Regions from separate parts of the Homo sapiens genome. Here all the other regions are linked to region 3. Evidence: chromatin loops called from intact Hi-C (ENCODE). Cell type or tissue: PC-3. All regions are shown on one strand. Region 1 has its middle 58 kb from the start of LINC03114. Region 2 has its middle 14 kb from the start of FAM9A. Region 3 has its middle 110 kb from the start of TBL1X.

What was found. Peaks named below come from ENCODE experiments on the same cell type or tissue, not always from the same donor. Only the 100,000 strongest peaks of a DNase experiment are listed, where the experiment ranks them.
Region 1: a loop joins it to region 3, with 10 times the contacts of the local background. A loop is called at or near these places in 6 of 110 quality-filtered maps.
Region 2: a loop joins it to region 3, with 15 times the contacts of the local background. A loop is called at or near these places in 2 of 110 quality-filtered maps.

Annotation. Positions count from the first base shown.
Region 1 is chrX:8,868,052-8,870,551 of GRCh38, reverse strand. No RefSeq gene overlaps it. Among named protein-coding and RNA genes, the nearest start is that of LINC03114, 58 kb to the left of the region's middle. In PC-3, a CTCF peak has its summit at 1,444 (motif pointing left); a DNase peak (open chromatin) is centred at 1,931; H3K4me3 peaks cover 1,122 bases; H3K27ac peaks cover 1,986 bases.
Region 2 is chrX:8,814,162-8,816,661 of GRCh38, reverse strand. No RefSeq gene overlaps it. Among named protein-coding and RNA genes, the nearest start is that of FAM9A, 14 kb to the right of the region's middle. In PC-3, a CTCF peak has its summit at 1,032 (motif pointing right); a DNase peak (open chromatin) is centred at 1,021.
Region 3 is chrX:9,350,509-9,353,008 of GRCh38, reverse strand. No RefSeq gene overlaps it. Among named protein-coding and RNA genes, the nearest start is that of TBL1X, 110 kb to the left of the region's middle. RefSeq lists enhancers at 108-217, 238-297, 1-575. In PC-3, a CTCF peak has its summit at 974 (motif pointing right); a DNase peak (open chromatin) is centred at 978; H3K4me3 peaks cover 757 bases; H3K27ac peaks cover 1,670 bases.

The DNA.
Region 1 (2,500 bases), 480 kb after region 3:
AAGAACAGAATTGCTTGTCTATAAAATGGAGACAAAAATTCATTCCTCATAGGGCAGTTGTGAAGATTAAAGAAGATTAGAGATGTCATGATTTTCTTCCTCTTCTCTTTCTCCCCCTCCCTTCTCCCCTCTTCTCTTCCTTTCCTGCTCCTCCTCCACATCCTCCTCCACCTCTTCTTCTTCCTCCTCTCCTCCTTATTCTCCTTTTCCTCCTCCTCATCCTCTCCTGATACTCTAATAAAGCAGTTTGCTGATTTGCTCTTCATTTGAGAAAAATAATATAACCTTATTTTGAATCTGTTTTTAGATCCACATCAAAACAATACCTTTGGAATCAGTGTAATTGCTTGCATTATATACTATAGAGTTGTTATCTTAGATCAATGCATCTCATTATTCCTTTGCTTTTTTTTTCCAGAAAACTTAACCCTCTTATCTAATACAGGAACATCTACCTTGCCAGGATGGCACCATATTTATCTTATCAGAGTCTCTGAAAAATTTTTACAGTATGCCCTTTAGAAATTATGCAAGTCATTCCATTTTTGTAGTCACTTTTGTTAAAACTTTAGACATAGCCAAATTGTTCTGCTTCTGGAGAGCATCCTGGAAAATATTTTTTTCTTCTGGGTGCCTACTAGTGACTCAAACCTGTAGTTCTGGTAGAATTTAAAAATCCTTATAGGCTGAATAACACTCCTTGTCTTGTGCTTGGTTCTTAAGCAAAAATAACTCAGGGTTCAGACTGTGTGTGCAGAGGTGTTCTCAAATGGGGGTAATGGGTTGTAATAATACAAGCAAGCCAATCTCTGTGGTGTCCATCGTTAGCAGGTTGACCAACTCCTCCTGGTTTTAAAACCTTCTCAGTCTGGTGCAAACTGGAGTTGTTGGCCATCCTACCTATTGAAAACACACTAAACACATTTCTGACTTCAAGGTTTATGATGCAACTAAAACAGGAGGCAAGAAAAGGCAAAGTAGGTGAGGTGGGGGTCCTTACTCTATTCCAAGCTTCATTATCTTCAGGGGAGGACATTATTTTTTAAGCATCCAGGGAATGGTGTATTTTTACAATGTATCAAAATAGAGCATATGTGCACATCATTAAATTTCATGAGTAGGCTATTTGCATTTCCCAAATTCTCACTTTGTATCAGGTTGACAGGTATGCAAATGGGAAAAAGACATAAAAACATATTTCAAGTTGTTGATAAGTCTTCTTAGCGTTACACTGGGGTAGACTAATGGTAATTCATGTAGAGGAAATGAGCTGTCTCCATGCCGAATGGCAGCCAGCTGAGCAGATCGCTTGCATTTCAGGTGCTACCATGTTAGGGATCCTTTGTGATTTAAAAAATTTTAAAAAGTTTCCATTTCTCTATGAAGAGTTTCCTTAGGCTACTTATATTAATAATGAGCTGCACAGTGACATCTAGTGTAGGAAGCAGAGAAAAATTAGAGACAACACATAGGTTAGTCACCATCTCATGCAATTTCCAAAAGAACATAATGAATAATACTGAGAAACAACTCTCCTTTTGCTGAACGACCATTCTCTTCCTTTCCTTAATTAGCACTAATGAACAACCTCATGGATATATGCTCAGTTAGGATATCTAACCATAGCAGGGGTTGGAGGTGGAAAATGGGGGCAGCGGGGACAATCTCCATTGATGCTATAAAGTTTAAATCTATCATATAGCTGAGACATTTTCCATCCTGGAGTTCTCTTTCAAAGAACAAATGTCTGATGGGGAACAGAAAGGGAAGATTGTTGCATGAACTCACATGTCTATGGTGTTTCTGACCACCACAGACAGTAGTGATTCACAGCTGAGTGTGTTGGATAGGAGTGGATTAATCTTTGGGGGATGCCACTATCTGTATAGGGCTGGCGGACGTGAGAAGCACAACAGGAAATGCAGGAGTATCTTGCAAGGTATGACGCACGGGGAAATGGGGAGCAGAAAGTGCAGGAGAGGCATTGTCAACACAAACTTTACTCACCTCATAATTTTGATCTAGGGTCAGCATAACTCAGCCTTGTTTAGTATGAGTCATCCCCAGTATTAGTATTATTTTGGTGAACATAACACACCAAAACCATTTAAGAAGTACCTAACTTACATGCAGCCTTGCAAATGCAACCTAATATCCTGTTTTCCAGAGTTTACAAAGTTAATGGGCAACAGTCCATTTTTTTCACAGCTCTCCTCTCTGGCCTCTGCACTCTGACCCGCCAGCCCTTATTCTGCTGCTCAGCACAGCAGTGTGTTCCCATCACAAGGCCTTTGCACTTACTGCTCCCATCACATGGGGTGCTGGCCCTGCTGGTTTCATATGGCTGCACTCAAGTCACCATTATGGTCTTTGCTCAGACTATGCTTCAGAAAAGCCTGTGTGATCAGCACTGGAGGTACAGTAGCCATCCCCTTCACAGGAGCATACATTGTTTATTTTTTAACACTTTACTGAAATACTCTACTTATGTGTCTGCTCA
Region 2 (2,500 bases), 540 kb after region 3:
AATTATTATTTAAAAGCTTTTAATATCATGATGACTATTTGGATTTGTAAAGTTGATGTTCAAAATGCTTTTAGGCTACAAGAGACAGAAAGGGGCTTATGACCTTCAAAAGGGAAGGGATTTATCACCCACTTGTCTGCAGGCCCCTATGGCTAAAGGGGGAACCTTAATTAACTTCCTGAGAGCTCGATTTTAGGGAATTGGATCAGCTCTGTACAACAGTGGTATTCAAACATTTTTACCTGAATACTCTCTAAAAGAATCTTGCCAACCTGTGCATCTCCCGGCACATTTTAGTTACATCTACAATTTGACATCATAATTTTAACTAGATGGAAAGAATGAAATTTCTGGCATATTCCAAATGTAAATATTTAAAGACAGAGCTGCAACATCACGCTTTTAAACTTTTCCGATGTAAGCTAATTATCATAACAGTTTGACACCTGTTATAGTTAATTAAAATCCCTAAAAATGCTCTTCTTTAACAGGGGAGAATTTTCAATCATTTGTTTTTTTCCTTGGGGTTTAATTTCTATTCTGCTCTCCTCAGACAATTTTATCTTAAAGTTATATTATTTGATATTTGAAAATCTTTTATTGATAACTTATTTTACTTACCTAAAACAAAACTGCATCAAATTGTAAATATTTACTTTTCAAAAATTCTTGCAACCACAAGACTCTAAGAGTTTAAAAACTTTCCTGTAGCTTGTGTTATTAATACATTTATTATTATCACATAGTTAATCAAAACAACATAAGATACAGCATTTAAAATATAAGTATATATGATTAAAACATAAACATTGATCATTTTTCAATAAAATTCATTGACATGAATCTCTTAATGGGATCAGTGGAGGTTTCCTCCATTTTTCTGTTATTATTTATTTACATATTCATATATAATGGTCTCTCACCTTTGGCACTATTGACATTGGGGGCTGGATAATTCCTGGAGGGGAGGGAGGACTGTCCTGTGTATTCATTGTAGGATGTTTTGCTGCATTCCTGGCTTCTACCACTAGATGTCAGTAGTATATTCCTAGTTGTGGTGACCAAAAGTACCTCCACACTGCCAAATCTTCCCTGAACAATCCCCCTCCTCATGAGAACCACTATTGACCATTCCTTCAATTTGGAGAACACAAAGATTTGGAAACACTGAATTTCAAAGGGATTTATTACTCATTACTATGAGTATTAATTTTACATGTTAATCTTTCCTATAGAGGGATTTTTTTATTCCAATAAACACAGGGTTGAGAACAATTGTAATATTGTTGAATTATAATAAGCCTTTCCCAAGGTGATATTTTTTAAAATAAAAATCTACTTTATGCATGTTTTTGTCAAAATCTTAGATCTATGTGCAAGGCTTTCCAATATATGGGAAATTTCAAATTAGTCCTCTTTTCAGTTAGCAAATCAGTCCTCTTTTCGAAGTACTCAGGCCAGGCATGGCTCACGCCTTTAATCTTTGTACTTTGGGAGGCCAAGGGGAGAGGAATCCTTGCTGCCAGGAGTTCGAGATCAGCCTGAGCAACACAGTGAGATTCTGTCTCCACACACACAAAAAATTTTAAATTAAGAAGTGAGCCAGACTTGGTGGTGCTGTAGTCCCAGCTTCTCAGGAGGCTGAGGTGGGAGAATTGACTGAGCCTGGGAGGTCAAGGCTGCAGTGAGCTATGATAGCACCACTGCACTCCAACCTGGATGATAGAGTGACAAAACAAAAACAAAAACAAAACAAAGTACTTAACCATATCAGACCTCCTTTTGTCAAAACAGTCAGGCTAAATAGTTCAATTCAAATAAATGAGCTACTATGCCTTTCATAAAACATGATAAGACCTACTGAGAAATAGATTACAATAGACATTTTTATAAGACTGATTAACAAAAGCAATCAACAGCTAATTAAATGAGCCTATCCACTTTTTATTATAGACTACATAAACAAGAATAAATCTGTATGTTGTTCCGCATTTTAAAATTTGCAGTATTGTAGTGTGATGTAAAAAACTACAAGTTCTTATTAAGCAGGGAATATGATAAATGGCATAATATTCTTTTGGTAAATATGGGTGTTGGTGTTAGGCTTTTGGGAATAATTAATTAAGGACCATCTATAATAATTCAGACTTAAATCTACTAATTCTGTTAGGCATTATGATCTTACTTTTCCTGTTTGTTGCATAAAAAAAATAAAGAATACAAAACTAAAAGTTAATCAGCCCAGTAGCCCATATAATTTTATGTGCTATTAATGGGAGAATATTAAACATTTTATAAGATGAAATAACATGGGATCGACTATAATTTAAGTATATATAGTATTATGTGTTTTGGTAAATTAGGTTTCCATTGGTATTGAACAACACATGAAATCTAAAAGAAATCATGTAGAATATTTTTATTCTGCATGTTTTAATCCAAAGTAACATGAAGATCTGGTAGATCCATACATCATCAGTTGCATTTGATCAAATCAGGA
Region 3 (2,500 bases):
AAAGAACTTGCTTTGCCCCATTCAAGCTGCAGGGAAATCTCTTTTGCTAGAGGGTGCAATCAAAGCCGGTGGGGCATCTCCATGCAGTGTGTAGGTCACAAAATAGCTCTGAGGACATTGAAGGCCTGTGGGACGTTGCACAATGACATACTGGACCCGTTAGACACGCAGTGGGTTTCGCTTCCTGTACATTTCTCCGAAAAACCTGCCGAGTCATCGACAGTTATCACCACCTTGCAGAATTTACGAAAGCTTCTAAGCAGTCATCTGAATAGTTTCTTTTGCTTCTAGGGCTCCTTGTACTCCTGTAATTTAAAATTTGTTTAAATAATAAAACCAACACACAATCTGGGGCAAAATTAAAATTCCAGGGAAGGCAGGCCAGGTTTTGCTGGATGGGATCCTTCAAGAAATGTGCAGATAAAACAAGGACCAGCAGCTCCTTTTCCTGAGTCTCCTGAAGCGAACAAGTCATTGTTAGGTGCATGGCTTGATAAAGAGAAGTGACAAGAAGATGGTATTTTAGACACTGAGAAATGAAAGCAAGTGTGCGTCGTGTCTAATGCAAATTACTGCTGCCCCTAGAAAAGAAAGGTGTGTGTGACCATAACGAAAGGAATAAGTTTAAAAAAAATTTGCCAAGTTAGCAGATTTCTGTCTCAAGAATGTAACAAAAACCATTTTTTTATGTTGAGGATTTTTTAAAGTTAAAAACAAGTCATCTCCTAAGAAAAGATAAGAATGTGATTCCTGAGCTGAGGGTATTTGCATTTTGAATTTTTGTTCCTACCTTTCAAGTAGGAATTGTGCCAAGAAAGCATAAACACAGAGAAGGAAATGGGTGTTTGTATTTGTAATACCTGCCTCAGGAGAGGAGAGAAGCCAAGAAGAAAGGGTGTGTGATTAACTCCTGAGCGCACTTGGAACCCAATGCGGCCAGAGATGTGAGTTGTGGGCCAGCAGGTGGATCCCTGTGGCCGCAAAATTTTGCTGTGCGACTGCTTGCATCAGTGGTGTTGTGGACGCCTTTAGGCAAGGTGTGTCTGTGGCTTGCTGGTATTTCAGCCAAGGAATGTGTCAGAGTAAGTTCAGCAGCCACAACAAGAGAGGATGTGTAGTGTTTCTGGGAGGGGCTTGTGTTGTTCTCAATTTCCGGGTACAAGGCTGGGTGCAGTGGCTCACGCCTGTAATCCCAACACTTTGGGAGGCCGAGGCGGGCGGATCACCTGAAGTCAGGGGTTCGAGACCAGCCTGACCAACATGGAGAAACCCCATCTCTACTAAAAATACAAAATTAGCCAGGCGTGGTGGCGCATGCTTGTAATCCCAGCTCCTCGGGAGGCTGAGGCAGGAGAATCGCTTGAACGTGGGAGGTGGAGGTCACGGTGAGCCGAGATCGCGCCACTGCACTCTAGCCTGGGCAACAAGAGCGAAACTCTGTCTCAAAAAAAAAAAAAAAAAAAAAAACTCCGAGGACAGAGTGATGTTAGACCAGACAGTGGGTCTCAAACTGTGGGTGTGTTTCAGCCACCTGTGATGCGTGTTACAAAGGCAGTCACCTAAGATCTCACCCTGGAGCTGGGATCCATGGAGCTGGGCAGGTTGAGGTGGTTCCAAGTTCAGTACAGGTGGTTCAAGGTCCCTACTCTGAGAAACTGACATCAAATGAAAGAAGACAAGTTTAGCGTGACAGTCCTTTATCTTCACACCTCATAATTGGCAAGCCACACTGCTTAGCCACATTCAAAGTCACTGGCAAGTGATTTTATTTTATTTTCAAGCGTGGGACAACTTAATTTTGTGAAATGTATATTTTTTGGTCATAGCATAAGCTACCACTCCTCAGTTCTTTTTGGCTGTTTTACAAACCAGTCAGGAAATGTATGGCAAAAACAGCAAAAGGAAAGTCGATTTTAAAAATGTACGATGCATGTTTTCGTTGTATAGACATTAATAATGAAAACAAAAGGAAAATTTTGGCTCTCGAGAAAAATGGAAGTGCCTAAAACGTTAATTTTTTTTCTTTTTTTCCAAATACCCAGACGTCAAGGAGACTAAAATGTAAATTTTAACCTAAAAGTATGAATGTTTTGGGTAGCTGGTTATAGTATCATCCTTGTGATTTGGAAAACATTCTAATGTAACCTTTCCCTGATTATATAGAGATTAGCTAGTATTTTATGTGTAAGCAGGGCCAGCTTTGCTGCCTTGTGACAGTTCAGTCCCACATGGACTGGTTTAATGTTCTGCAACCTCCATATTGCAATGCCTCATCATGTTGTCTTTGAGTTTGTATTTTGAAAGCGACGGTCTGACAGGACAGTGGAGCATGAGCCCAGGGCTTGGAGGTGCCACCTCCCTGCCTCCCAGGATGGACTCTCTGTGCTCCACTTCCCTGCCCCCATCCAATGATGTGGCTACTCTCTGCCTTCTGGCAGGCGCGGAGAGGTTCAGGTCAGCAGGCATGTGCCCCACCTGCCAAGTCGTGGGTGGGACCCCG